Linked DNA regions of Homo sapiens: region 1 is linked to region 2. A link is a contact called in ENCODE Hi-C or POLR2A ChIA-PET data. All regions are on one chromosome and are shown on one strand. Each heading gives the region's core, a stretch centred on a gene start or an enhancer-like site at or near the end of the contact. The rest is flanking DNA. Distances are from core to core; before and after follow the strand shown. Region 1 overlaps CD28 (CD28 molecule). Region 2 has its middle 68 kb from the start of CD28.

Evidence for each region. Hi-C counts contacts between places; a loop is a spot of excess contacts on that map. ChIA-PET counts read pairs that join two places held with the same protein, here RNA polymerase II (POLR2A). Pooled maps may share reads with other maps.
Region 1: POLR2A ChIA-PET joins it to region 2 with 10 read pairs in activated T-cell. The contact joins two enhancer-like sites. A Hi-C loop is called at or near these places in 2 of 50 pooled maps. POLR2A ChIA-PET finds 5 or more read pairs at or near these places in 5 of 52 experiments (CD4-positive, alpha-beta T cell, Caco-2, T-cell and 2 more).

The regions. Positions count from the first base shown.
Region 1 is chr2:203,714,720-203,722,211 of GRCh38, forward strand. All of the region lies in intron 1 of CD28 (CD28 molecule), which reads left to right. Among named protein-coding and RNA genes, the nearest start is that of CD28, 12 kb to the left of the region's middle. Within about 2 kb of position 3,537, at least 6 of the 41 ENCODE cell types and tissues checked have a DNase peak (open chromatin) inside an H3K27ac peak, as active enhancers do.
Region 2 is chr2:203,634,964-203,642,442 of GRCh38, forward strand. It overlaps the pseudogene LOC729532. Among named protein-coding and RNA genes, the nearest start is that of CD28, 68 kb to the right of the region's middle. Within about 2 kb of position 2,053, at least 8 of the 41 ENCODE cell types and tissues checked have a DNase peak (open chromatin) inside an H3K27ac peak, as active enhancers do.

The DNA of each region.
Region 1 (7,492 bases), core at 2,287-4,786, 81 kb after region 2:
AAGGCAGCTCAACTACCCCATCCCCTTGTGGATGCTCTTATGACCTGATAGAGCAAATACAAGAAATTAGAAACCAGCCATCTCTGAAATCCCTTGCAGGGATTGCTAACCAGGATCCTAAATGCTGCTAATGTGCTTAGAAATGACTGCTGGACTTTGAGGGGGCAATGCTGCCTTTGCTATCTCCTGTTTTCCTATGCAATGTTAAGGTCCAACACAGTAATTATTTAAACTTCTGGGCCATGACATTTACCTGGAGGTTCTGTATATGACAAGGTGATCCTGAGCAGATTCTTCAGAGGTATGTGATTTAGGCAGAATGGAACAGACAGGAAAAATGTACTGTTGTCTTCATCACAGAGTTGTTTTGAATGAGGGATCAGGATAATTGTGGCTCAGGAGGAAAATATGGCTCTCAAATTTGGTTACTAGATTAAAACATATATTTAGAAAATAATAAATTAATAGAGGAGGTCTCTTTATACCTGTGGGTTTTCTTTTGATCCGTTAACTGAATTACTATAATAATATATATGTACAGAAAGCTATAATTCCCTGGTTACCTCCTATTTAGACTACAGGCAACCTTTTAGAATAGTGAGATTTGATTTTGGGGAGTTGTCTGGTGGCTCTTGGTATGGGTTCCACTTTCATGTAAGTTAAGGTGCTCTTGCTATGTTGTCCCCTTAGATTGTCTTTCTAACATTAGGAGATCAGAGGAAAATTGCAGACCTGACCTGTGAACGGTAGGGATTGGGTCACACTGCATCTGAGTTTATGTTGCTTTGGGTTAGGAAGTTTTGGTCCCAGAGCACTCACATCCTGCATTGCTGTGTGGTGTCTCTGAGTGGTAGGGATGGGTTACAGCACAGGTGATGGTTTTTAGCAATTTTAATATTAACTGTCATCCTAATACATATGAACTTCCTAATGTACATTTCTATCCCCAACTGGCTTCCTCGAACTCTAGTCCTATACTTCTAACTCCTTCTGGATCTTTCCTCCAGGATGAACAAATTTCCTCTTAACTTACCTCATTTTGTCAATGGTGCCTCCACTCATACCCTTACCCAGTGCGTGAACTCTGGGTCGGTTTCCATTCCTGTTCACCATCAGTCTGTAAAACTGAGCACCAATGCCTTGTTTGACCCTTTCATACCAGCTGCCACCTCCACAGCTCAGGCCTTATGAACTCACATCAGTGCTATTGCATCAGCCTCCTGATTGGTCTCTGCCTCAGTTCTTCCCTTGCTCCAAGCCAAGGGCAGTCAAGATTGCTTGCTGCACTCCTCAAGGCTGTGCTAACCTTCCCAAAGCAGCATGTACCACAACATTCTCAACTCAGACATCTTCAGCATCTCCCATGGCCTTTCTGGTAAAATCTATGTGCCTTTTCTTGGCTCCCCATGACTGGTATTGGCCATCTTCACCTGTTTCCATCCTACATAAATGGAATACTCTGCCAGTTCCCAATAAACTCTCACACTAAGGTCATTTCCATGATCTTAGCCTGTCTAAATTTGCCCCAGACCTTATGGCCCAGCTAAATGTGAAGTCTCTACAAAAGCCTCCAGAATCATCCTGTCTGGAAACAAGGCTTCTTTCGCGTGCCTGTCAATGACCCTTTAAAGGGTTCATGTACCACGGATGGCTTCGGAGAGTAGCTGATTGTGTACCTGCCTTCGGATTTCTCCTAGAATGAAACAGCTCTGTCTTTTACATCTTCCCATCTCCTAAGAATCAAGTACATTAAGTCCCTTATTTATTTGATGAATAAATGAATGAATGACGCTGTCACAGCAGAAGTCAGAATACCAAAGGACGATTCTGTGACACATCAAAATTTCTTCTCAGAAAGTACTCATTGATTGTTTTTGATAACTTTTCCCTCTCAAAAATGAATGCCTTAGGTCTTGGTGCTCATATGGGACTTTTTGCTACTGAACTATCTGACCTTTGACTTACTTTCTGACAGTTACATGTAGCACAATAATTTTTTTAAGAGGACAAGAACAAGTGTCCTCTACATTATAGTGTCTGCCTGTGTAGGAACACAAATAAAGGTTAAAGGTGGGGCTTAGATTAGTGCTGACCAAAAGCAACTTCTTTACTAAATTATTTATTTATTTGAGATGGGGTCTCACTTTGTTGCTCAGGCTGGAGTGCAGTGGTACAATCACCACTCACTGCAGCCTTGACCTCCTGGGCTCAAGTGATCCTCCCACCTCAGCCTCCCAAGGAGCTGGGACTACAGGCACATGCCACCACAGCCAGGTACCCCCACACCCAGCTAATTTTTGTATTTTTTGTAGAAATGGGGTCTCGCCATGTTGCCCAGGCTGGTTTCCATCTCCTGGGTTCAAGCGATCCACCTGTGTCATCCTCCCAAAGTGCTAGGAGTACAGGTGTAATCCACTGTGCCAGGCCTTTAGTAAATTTATTAATCAGGATTCTATTTCTATTTATATTGTTACCTATAATCATTTGTCCTTGTTCAAACTAAAACCTCTTTAGATTTTGTTTTAAAACCATACTTTCTGTCAAGAACAGTTAATGTGCTTGGTATAACTGATAGTTGTGATATACACAATCTTGGCCAAAGCTGGTTGCTTGGTCTGCTTCTCTTGATGGAAGTCATTGCTTCTGTCATGGTGGCCTCCACTACACAACTCTCTTGCCTTCTGGTTCTGGTAACTTCGCTGTCCCCTGGTCTCTTTCGACCTAAGGGTGGTCATAATTCTGCTGCTGCAAGTCACAGGCTCTGGCACTACCCCTCGTGGTTCTGCTCTTGCCACACCTTTGCCAACAGTCCTTTCATAAATAACCTTCCTACTCTTGCCCAATTTTGTGTGTGCCATCTGTTTTCATTTGGGATCTGGAATGAGACAACATATAGTTGGCCCACTGTATCCACGGGTTATGCATCTTTGGATTCAATGAACCATGGATCAAAAACAGTATTTGTGGGATGCAGAATCTATGGATACAGAGGACCAACAATTGCATGACTTGAGCTTCCATGGATTTTGGTATCTGCAGGGGTCCTGGAACCAACACCCCATGGATCCAGAGGACCACTGTATATGCATGTTTATCAAGCTTATTCAAAGCCCCCTTTTTCTGTGTGAAGAGATTTTCCTTAAATCTTCATTTCTTGTGAAAATGGGAAGACTTTCAAGATAACAGTCAACAGAAAACTAGATGAAATGACCACAGAATTATTTTTAAACCATAACTTGCATTATTATCATTATTATTACCATTTTTTCATTTTAACATGAATTTCTGGGAGAGAGAGGCTGGGTCCATTCAAAGCATGGTAGGTCATGAATAGCTTTGTTTTTATCTTCATTGCAGCTCAGAGAGGATGGTGAAAGGTGCTACAGTCTGGTGAATGTTTTGTACTTCTCTTTCTCTTATCAGAAGGAAGCCAGGCCACCAGCTAAGGTTATCAGAGCCATAGACTGTTGAGTCCCCCTTTCTTCTCAGGGAGCACGGTTTGTCTCACAGTTTCCTGAGCAACCACCGGGTTGTCTTGTGGGGGAGCCTACCCCTTACAGAGCCTGAAAAGGAGCCAGTGGTCAGATGGTCACGTGTTGAAGGGCATCCTGGGCCTGAACAGGAAATATACTCAGAGGAAAGTTACAGTAACTTAACTAGCTCTGTGGTCAGGAGGGAGGTGCTCTTCTATGCCAGGGAAATCAGCATCACCTTCACAGTGTGCTCACAAATATCACAGGGCAAAATGGCTGAAAGTAGAAGCTTTCATTGTTTTTGGTTCCTACCTAACATGTGAAATTCTGTTCAGTCCGAATTTTTAAAAGGAAACAAGATAATTAGAATCTTACAACCTGATTTTTCAACTGCAAAAGAAAGTCAGACTATGATGTGCATAAATGGAACCTGATAAAGTTCTTAAAGATTCTGGAGGAAAATCACATTTTGCTAATTAATCATGTATTCCAGCTCTCTAACTGCTTCTTTAGCTTCCCAGTACGTTTTATTTCTCTATGGTGCTACGATAAAGAAAAGGAAAAACTATGACAAACAAATGTAATTCACAAAAGCCCTGAAGTTAAGGATTTTCCTAGTGAAGTTCAGACTGAAATGTGATTTCATGTGTTGACTCATGTCTATGTTCAATCCCTTTTGTATACTTGGGTAAGCTAGAATGGAAGATCTCAATGGTATAATTATTACTTGTGCATCAGAAATAATTTATAAGATTATTTGATGTGATCATACTGTCTGTAAGCCTTATCTGGGATCCATCTATGACCTTCAGGAAATCTTCAAAATTGTAAGCAAAATGTTTTGTATATGTGCATTAGAGGCAAAAAATTTGGAAATGTATTTTTTTCTAGATATGAGCATGAAATAAATTCAGTCTTGCTGAATGAACAAAGTTGTTTTTCTGTCCATTTATGATTTAAAACATTACTCCTAGATGTCTAAATAAATAAATTACATCTTAGCTCTTCCATTATTTGTGTGACCTTGTTTGAAAAGTCATTTACTTCTTCTCTTTTTTTCCCCCCAATAGCCTCTTCTTTAAAATAAGGAATTGGCATAGATCATCTCCAAGTTCCCTTCCAGTTGAGTGTGGTTTTTTGCAGGATAAGACTCTAATAAAATAGTGGGGAAAATGAAATGTATTTTGTTCTGGTCCTCTTCCCATTCCATTCACTCCCCTACTTAATGGTAATCTCCTCCCTAACCCTCACTCCAGACATCTGGTACCATCCTCCCTATCAAGTCCAACTTTGAGAGGATCTAGAACCAATCACTGCAATTGTGTTGAAATTTTGATGCAACATGGCAGAAGGAAATGAACAATAGATTAGAAGTCATAAGTTATGAGCTTAAATTTCAAGGATCACTTATGTTTCCTGTAACCTTGGACAACTCATCTACCTCTTTGACCTCAGTTTCCCCATGTGTAAGATGGGCATAAAGATGACTGTCCTGCCTATTTACTTCACAGTTGAATATAGAGTTCAGATGAGATAAGAGACAGCATTTTATAGCCCTGTGAATGTAAGCCATAGATACTAAATTAAGCCAATGTGTTTCCCATATTGCATTTTGGGCTTCATTTTCTTTGGAAATCTAAGCATTAACTGAGCTGGTGGGAGGGTCCTTTTAAGGTCAGGGTTCTTTGATGCTGGGAGCCACACCTTAGAGGTGGTTACCACCCCACCTATGCAGAGGGTTGACCTCATTACTAAATATGGTAATTGACCCGTTTATAATAGGTGTAAACGGCAAGAGTTGTTTTTTTTTGTAACCAAGCTTCCCCACCACCCACTGCCATTCTCATGGAAGTTCAAGCAACTTTCAATTTTCCTGAAGTCGGCTGTTTCACAAGATTCACAGATTATCTGTGGGAAATCTTTTAGCTCTCAGTACCTTGCTCACAAGCAGCAGATAAGTACCTTCTCACCTCCAATCTCACTCTTCATGTTGCCTGTTGTTAAGCAGGAGCTGTGAGGGAAAGAGGTTTGAGGTTAGTGCTTCCTGTCTCCACACCTTTAGCTGGTTTAGCTGCTAGGAAAGGCTTTGAAAAGCAAAGCACTAAATTCACCTTCAAAACAACTTGTCAATTCAGTTAGAGAAATGTCAGTCAGACCAATCTTTTGATAACGTAAGCAAAGAAAATGGATGGGTTGACAATGTTTCTTTTAACCTAGTAGGTTTGACCTAGGTAGACCTTACCTGAACACTCACAAGAAGTAAAATCAAATATTCACAGGGAAAGGGCTGGGTCTCCTGATACCCAAGTAGCCTAAGAAGAATGCCTTCCACTCCTAGCATGAACTGGAAAGCAAAAAGAAATCAAACACAAGTTAGGACGAGGGAGCTACATATTTGGGTTTCTTCTGAGTCTAGATATGTCCTTACATTTGTAATATGTCCTTACATTATTTGAAGTACTGTGGATTTTCAGAAACTCAGAGACCGAAAATACATATCAAAGCCAAATGTCATCTGATATTCTGATTATCAGCTACTTTGATTTCTCCATGTTTTTACTTCATAGAGCAAGGGGTGTGCATTTTTACACATGCCCCATTTTAAAAGAAAATAAGAGAAATCAGAATTATTGTGTTTACTCAAAGTCACAATGATCACACATATTCAGTATCACTTAGAGTCACTGGTTATCTTTTTCTAGCACCAAAAGTAAATTTCTCTCATTTACTGTCTTGCAAAGCATATAGAGATTTTGAGGTCCTGTGAGATAGTTTCCTATTTAGGCTTCTCTGAATTATTGACATGAACCAAGGTGGGACCAAATGCTATGAGGATATAAATATTGAGAAACGAGATTTTATCAGCCAACCTTGAACTCAGCTTGAACTCTAAACTAGGAGGCTGTTAGCTACATGTTAACACATAGTAAGCAAACGATTTCAAGCACAGTATCTGTGTTTGAGAGCCAGCTAATTTAAAAATGATCTATGTTGACAAAGAAGAGGGAGGAAAGTAAACATGAGCAATAAATTGGATGGCTTTTCCTCAAATGGCCTTATCGAAAACAAATAGTTTTCAAGCTCTTTTCCAGCAAAATCTTAGCACTTTTCTGCATAAAAGCCTTCAGTAGATCTTCATCACCTTCAGAAGAGAGCCCAAGCTCTCTAATGGAGTGAACTATGCTTGCTCTGACAATCTTGTCTTTTGTAACTCATGGCCCAGCAAAAAGAAGGTAGCTGTAATTCCCCAAGTCGGCCACACTCTTACCCTCCTCATCTCCCTTGCCCAGACTACTCTTTTTCTCTCTTTGTCTTATCCTCCCCACAGTCCCCTAACTCACCCCAGCCCAAACACACACTCTCCCACCTCACCCCAGTCCCCAACACAAAGACACGTCTTAGCCAGGCTAACTTTTACTTAGTAAAAGTTGGTCAAATCCATGTATGCATACTCCTTCAGGACTCAGGTCAGCCGTCATCTCCTGAGATCCTTAGCTGGTTTCCCTGTTGCCCCCGGAAGTTTTGTGCAGATCACTGTGTCACTATGTTTAAAGTAGGGTCTATTTATATCTTTCTTCCCCATCAGATCATGAGCTGCCGTAGGACGGGAATTGAGTGGCATTCATTTTTGGGAAATCAATTCTTCTCTCCCATGTGCATCTTAGGAACATGTCACACCCTGAGTTAGACAGGACATATTCAGCAAACCACTGGACTCTAGATGCCACAGCTTTTCTTCCTTCCTCTCTCTCCCTTCCCTCTCTCCACCTCACTGTGTGTGCTGGGAGAGGGAGTCAAACTGGGGAGCCATCTGGGGTTTCTCTCCAGCCCACCCACACTCCCTTTTTTTGTCTCCACAAAGAAGTCCTATTCTCATTCCCATCTTTTTCTTTAAATCAGCTCACAAAGGCAGATCAGGAAGAATTTGAATGTGCATTAAAACAGAATCCAAATAATTAGCAATAGAAACACAATTCCCAGGGCGGTGAGCAAGCAGAATACAAATGCCTAACCTGCAC
Region 2 (7,479 bases), core at 803-3,302:
GCTTACTTGTTATTGAAGCTGCTGGTTTAGCTGCAGTACTATTTGTTGTACTAGTGGTTGAATCTGCAGACTGTGTATAAGCAGAGAACATAGGCTTTGGGGATGCTGTAGTTGCTTCAGGGGTACTATTTAAGGGTTTGAAATCTGTACCAACAGGTCCTTGGACAGCTGCCTGAGCCTGTCCAGCACTGGAGAAAAGAGGCTTCGTAACTGGAGGCTGTGGAGCAGGTACAGTTGCTGTTGGTGCAGGTGGTCTGTTAAGAATACCTGGTGCTGAAACAGCCTGTGTTTGGGTCACTGGAGGATTCTAGGATGTGGAATGGGGGTCGGGGAGTGGAGGGGATACCTGGTGACATTCCAGGCATCAGAGGTGGTATTCCTGGTCCAGGTGGTGTATTCCTGGTCCAGGTGGTGTATTCCTGGTCCAGGTGGTATATTCCACCCATTGGCATCATTATGTTTTCACCGAAAAATGACTGGGTGCATTTTCTTTGATGATGCAATCCAGGTGGCATGGCTGGCATAACTGGTGGCATTCCTGGCATCAGAGGAGGAACACCTGGCATTAATGGAGCTATGCCTAGAGGCATTCCTGGTGCTCCTGGTACTGGCGGCAGTCCTGGCTGTGCCACTGGAGGAATATAACCTTGTTGAAGTTGAACAGGTTGTGGGTGAAATGAAGTTGAGCCTGCAGAGTCGTCGTCATCGTATTCATCAGAATCATCTTGTTCCTTCTTTTTTTGACTTTCTTGTGTTTTCTGTTCAAGAACTTGTCGTCCTTCATCCATGTCTTTTTCTGGAATACCTTCCATACCATATATTTCCAATTCTATGTCTGTTATCCCAGGTATTGCATTTGGTACAGCATCTATTATTTCTTTATGCACCTGCATGCAATGAATGGCTAAGCCAGGTCCTGGATACAATTTCTTGTGACATATATGACATTTAAAATGCTTTGCTTTTTGGTGCTGTATAAGGATCTTCTCATCACCAAAATCTCTATTACAATACCAGCACCACGGCTTCCGCTGCTTCTTCTTCTTGCCCCATAACTGCGCTCTACCAACAAAATAAAAGGGAGGAGAAAAGAAGCAAGAGAAACAAGGCAAAAAATCACTCACGTTCCCAACCAAATGGTTACCACTGCGTCCCACAGGAAGCAGACATAAAATGCTATATTATATTATAAATATATACTTATAAGTATATTTATGAGTGTTTATAAGTATTATAAGTATATTATAAATATATTTTATTTATTTATTTATTTATTTGAGATGGAGTCTTGCTCTGTTGCACAGGCTGGAGTGCAGTGGCCTGATCTCAGCTCACTGCAACCTCCGTCTCCTAGGTTCAGCACTTCTCCTGCCTCAGCCTTCCGAGTAGCTGGGACCACAGACGCATGCCACCACGCTTGGCTAATTTTTGTATTTTTAGTAGAGACAGGGTTTCACCATGTCGGCCAGGCTGGTCTCAAACTCCTGACCTCGTGATCCACCCGCCTCGGCCTCTTAAAGTTCTGGGATTACAGTTGTGAGCCACCGCGTCTGGCCTATATTTATATATTATATATTTTATACATAACTGATTATATATAAATATAAAAATTATATAATTATATATTAAAATATAATTTCTATAAAATATTATAATATATATGATTTTTAGATATTATATATAATCAGTTATATAGTATATATAATTTGTATATATATAGACAGAGAGAAAGAGAAAGAGAAAGAGAGAGATAGGATAAGGGATTTATTAGGGGAACTTGGCTCCATTACAAGTCCAATGATAGACCATTTGCAAGCTGGAGAACCAGGGAAGCCAATAGCATGACTTAATCCAAGTCTGAAGGCCTTGGATTATATATAACTCAGTCTGAGGTTGAAGGCCCAAGTGCCTAGGAGGTGGCTGGTGCAAGTCCTAGAGTCCAAAAGCCCAGAGAACCTGGAGTTTTGACACTCAAGGGCAGGAGAAAGATGTCCCAGCTCCAAAAGAGAGAGCATAGACTTTACAAGTGGAGTCACATTTGCCTGGTGGATGACATCCAAATGCCAGTGAGCACTGATTTTGCAACATTGTGGCACAGTGAGTTCAGGGGCAGAGAGGCTCATATTTGAATCCAGCACTTGCTTGCTCTGTGGCTACAGCAAATTACCTAATCTAGCTAACCTCAAATTGTTCAATAAAATAGGAGTAATAAGGTTGGTTGTTGTGAGGAATGAATGAAATAATGTATGCCACACTTCCTGGCATAATAAACGGTAGTTTTTATTACCACAGTGTCAGCAGTACTTGCCTTGGGGATGGTGTCGGGGAGAGAGGAAACCTTAGTAGATTTTGATCACTGGCTTGGCTTCTGGAAAGGCACTTCCTGAATTTACAAAAGTTTTTGTGAGGAAGTAGAGAAAGGAGGGATCGCATGTAAAGTGGCTCAGACAATTCATTGGGTGAGACATTTTGAATTAGAAAAGCTCAAAAGGGGTAAGCACAAAAAGTTTACGGGACGAAATCAAAATGCTGAGATGCAAGATGGGAAAGGTGGGCTTCAGCTTGAATGACAGCCCTGCTAGAATTAGTTCAATGAGTGCTGTTTATTTATAAAGTCAGTAAGATAGTGGGATGCATAAAAGTCAAAGGGCAGGAAGTGGCTTCTCAGCTTTTCCCAGCACTGGTCTGACCTCAACTGTGGCTACTTTGTGTCTCCCCTTTAAGGAGGTTGTGGGGAACTGGCAGAGCTCCAGAGAAGAGCAAAAATGTAATTAAGGCTTGGAAAATAAAGGCTATGAGGAAAGGCCAGAAAGCTGTAGGGTTAGTTAACTTAGAGAAGAAAGGTCCAACTGATTTGAAGGGTCATTAACAGAAAAACATTGGTTGTTTCTCATCTCCACAAACAACAGGACAAGAGGAAAGAAGCTTACATTGCACTGGAGAAGGGTTTGGCCTGTGAGAATTGTTAACAAGGAAGCTCTCAAGCCTCGTGCTGGCAATTGAAAAAGAAAATGGATTAAAGTGCAACTACTGTGTGCCCACCCATTCATTCACACTGACTTGCAAAGGGAGTGTGAAGGTGGTTTCAGAAACCGTTTGCATAAGTTTGAAAAATAAACCTGTTGTTTCCTCTTCATTTGAACTCATTTAGTTGTTTACTATTTAAATCCAGATATTAACAAAAAGTTAGTTTGAAGGTTTAGATGCAAATTAGATCGGTTCAGAACTTTCTAGGTAAGGCCTTGCCCTATTAGGTTGATTTTGACCACCACAATCTTTTAGGCCAGGCTTATTCACTACATCTCAGGAGAAACTATATTTGGTTGTGACTTTTGGGAAGAGTCGGATAAACCCCAGTGCTGGCATCTATATTATTGCACAGCAAGGCTGCAGTGATCTGAACCCGCAGGCCTCTCTGTCTTTCATTTTGGCCCTTTGGCTGGCGATAGAAAAGGTGTGGCCCTGCAAGGATTATGAAGAGTTTCAGCTCAGGATGTGGTGGTGTCCAAGTTAGAGGGAGAGGTGTACATTTGTTTCTGCAAATATGTGGTCTCTCAATGATTCCTGCTATGCTTCCAATTTAGGTGACTGAATTCAGTTTGGATACTTCTGCCACAAAGTGAAGGCATGCTTAGTAAGGATTTTTTTTTTTTTTTTTTTTTTTTTGAGACGAAGTCTTACTCTGTCACCCAGGCTGGAGTGCAGTGGCGTGGTCTTGGCTCACTGCAACCTCTGTCTCCCAGGTTCAAGCGATTCTCCTGCCTCAGCCTTCCAAGTAGCTGGGACTACAGGCACGTGCCACCACACCTGGCTAATTTTTGTATTTTTAGTAGAGATGGGGTTTCACTATGTTGGTCAGGCTGGTCTCGAACTCCTGACCTTGTGATCTGCCTCAGCCTTACAAAGTGCTGGGATTACAGGCATGAGCCACCCTGCCTGGCCAAGACAGAGTCTTACTCTGTCCCCCAGGCTGGAGTGCAGTGGTGTGATGTTGGCTCACTCAACCTCTGCCTCCTGGGTTCAAGCAATTCTCCCGCCCCAGCCTCCCAAGTAGGTGGGACTACAGGCATGCACCACCACACCCAGCTAATTTTTTTTGTTTTTTTTTTTTGTTTTGTTTTTCTTTTTTTTAGTAGAGACAAGGTTTCACTATGTTGGCCAGGCTGGTCCCCAGCTCCTGACCTCAAGTGATCCGCTAGCCTAGGCCTCCCAAAGTGCTGGGATTACAGGTGTGAGCCACCTCGCCAGGCTTAATGAAGATTTCAAAAAGACTAAAAGAGCTTTACCCATCATATTTCTGTTCTCCTTTCCATCTACCTCTTTCCATTAGCATTTCTGTTATTAATTTTCAATTACCTTAGTAATACAGAACAATATATCTTGGGATATTTCCATGTTGGCATGTATAGCTCTACTTCCTTTGTTTTAACTAGTGCTTTTTTATTCCTTAGTATAGATATACTGTCATTTATTTTTGACATAATTTAAAAATACTTTAGTAATAATGGTGAAGGCAGAATAATGGTTACCTTTGGAGGGGTATTGGTCGTATGTGGCGTGCAGGAATATCTGGGAGGATGCTATAAATAAATGTTCTATATTTGGCTCTGAGTAGTGATTATATAGGTGTATACACATATATAAAATTGTCATTTTTATACTTTACATACTTTATTGTATGTAAATTATACCTCAATACAAAAGTTTTTAAAGTGAACTAAAATCATCATATATTAAAGGTATTATAAAGTGTTAAATTTCATTTCTAAAGAAATAGGACAGGGATGCAGAAAAGGAGAGGTGGGGAGGAAGGGAGCTAACATTTATTAAGCACCTTCTATCTGTGTATTATATAATTTCTTATATAATTATCAACAACTCTGTGGAGTGGGTATTCTTTTTTTTTGTGACAGGATCTCACTCTGTCGCCTAGGCTGGAGTGCAGTGGTGGGATCATGGCTCACTGCAGCCTCAACCTCGTGGGCTTAAGCGATCCTCCCACCCTAGCCTCCCAAGTAGCTGGAACTACAGGAGTGCTTGACCACACCCAGTTAATTTTTACATTTTTTGTAGAGATAGGGTTTCACCATGTTGCCCAGGTTGGTCTTGAACACCTGAGCTAAAGTTATCTGCCCACCTCGGCCTCCCAAAGTGCTGGAATTACAAGTGTGAGCCACTGTGCCCAACCATTTTCTTTTTTTTCTTTTAATTTTTAATTTTTGTGGGTACATAGTAGGTGAATGTATTTGTGGAGTACCAGAGATGTTTTGATATAGGCATGGAAGTGAAATAAGCACATCAGAGTAAATTGGGTATCCATCCTCTCAAGCATTTATCCCTTGAGTTACAAGCAATCCAATTATACTCTTTAAGTTATTTTAAAATGTACAATTATTATTGACTATAGTCGTCGTGTTGTGCTATCAAATAGTAGCACACATTCATTCTTTCTAACTATTTTTTGGTATCCGTTAACCATCTCCACCTCCCCTCAGCTCCCCACTTCCCCACCCAACCCCAGCCTCTGGTAACCATCCTTCTACTCTGTATGTTCATGAGTTCAATTGTTTTGATTTTTCCATCCCACAAATAAGTGAGAACATGCAATGTTTGTCTTTCTGTGCCTGGCTTATTTCACTTAACATAATGACCTCTGGTTCCATCCTTGTTGTTGCAAATGAATGGCTCTCATTTTTTTTTTATGGCTGAATAGTATTCCATTGTATATGAGTACCACATTTTCTTTATCCATTCATCTGTTAATGGACACTTAGGTTATTTCTAAATCTTGGCTATTGTGAACAGTGCTGCAACAAACATATCTCTTTGATATACCGATTTCCTTTTTTTTTTTTTTTTTTTTTTGAGAAGGAGTCTCACTCTGTCTCCCAGGCTGGAGTACAGTGACACGATTTCAGCTCACTGCAAGCTCCGCCTCCCGGGTTCATGCCATTCTCCTGCGTCAGCCTCCCGAGTAGCTGGGACTACTCGGGAGTCCCAGCACCCGCCACCACGCCTGGCTAATTTTTTGTATTTTTAGTAGAGATGGGGTTTCACCGTGTTAGCCAGGATGGTCTCGATCTCCCGACCTCGTGATCTGCCCGCCTCGGCCTCCCAAAGTGCTGGGATTACAGGCGTGAGCCACCACGCTTGGCTCCGATTTCCTTTCTTTTGGGTATATATTCAGCACTGGGATTGCTGGATCATATGGTAGCTCAATTTTTAGTTTTTTGAGAAACCTCCAAACTTTTCTCCATAGTGGTTGTACACAGTGTATGAGGGCTCCGTTTTCTCCACGTCCTCACCAGCATTTGTTACTGCCTGTCTTTTGTATATAAGCCATTTTAACTGGGGTGCTATATCTCCTTGTAGTTTTGATTTGCATTTCTCTGATGATCAGTGTTGTTGCACCTTTTCCTGTTCCTGTTTGCCATTTATATGTCTTCTTTTGAAAAATGTCTGTTCAAATATTTTGCCTATTTTTGATTGGATTAGATTTTTTCCTATAGAGTTGTTTCAGCTTCTTATATATACGGGTTATTAATCCCTTGTCGGATGGGTAGTTTGCAAATATTTTCTCCCATTCTGTGGGTTGTCTCTTCACTTTGTTGATTGTTTCCTTTGCTGTGCAGAAGCTTTTTACCTTGATGTAATCCCGTTTGTCCATTTTTTGCTTTGGTTGCCTGTGCTTTTATGAGTTTTTGCTCAAGGAATTTTTGCCCAGACCAATGTCCTGGAAATTTTTCTGATTTTTTCTTGTAGTAGTTTCATAGTTTGAAGGAGTGGATATTCATATTCCATTTTTTGTAGACGAGAAAATATAAAAAGGGTGGCCAGGCGCGGTGGCTCCCGCCTGTAATCCCAGCACTTTGGGAGGCTGAAGTGGGCGGATCAGGAGTTCAGGATGTGTCCGGAATTGGTGGGTTCTTGGTCTCAATGACTTCAAGAATGAAGCCGTGGACCCTCGCGGTGAGTGTTACAGTTCTTAAAGGCGGCGTGTCCGGAGTTTGTTCCTTCTGATGTTCGGATGTGTTCGGAGTTTCTTCTTTCCGGTGGGTTCGTGCTCTCGCTGGCTCAGAAGTCAAGCTGCGGACCTTTGTGGTGAGTGTTACAGCTCTTATGGCGGCGCGTCTGGAGTTGTTCGTTCCTCCCGGTGGGTCTGTGGCCTCGCTGGCTTCAGGAGTGAAGCTGCAGACCTTCGCGACGACTGTTACAGCTCATAAAGGCAGTGTGGACCCAAAGAGTGAGCGGCAGCAGGATTTATTGCAAAGAGTGAAAGAACAAAGCTTCCACAGGGTGGAAGAGGACCCCAGCAGGTTGCCACTGCTGACTAGGGCAGCCTGCTTTTATTCTCTTATCTGGCCCCACCCACATCCTGCTGATTGGTCCATTTTACAGAGAGCCAAGTGGTCTGTTTTGACAGGGTGCTGATTGGTGCAGTTTACAATCCCTGAGCTAGACACAAAGGTTCTCCACCTC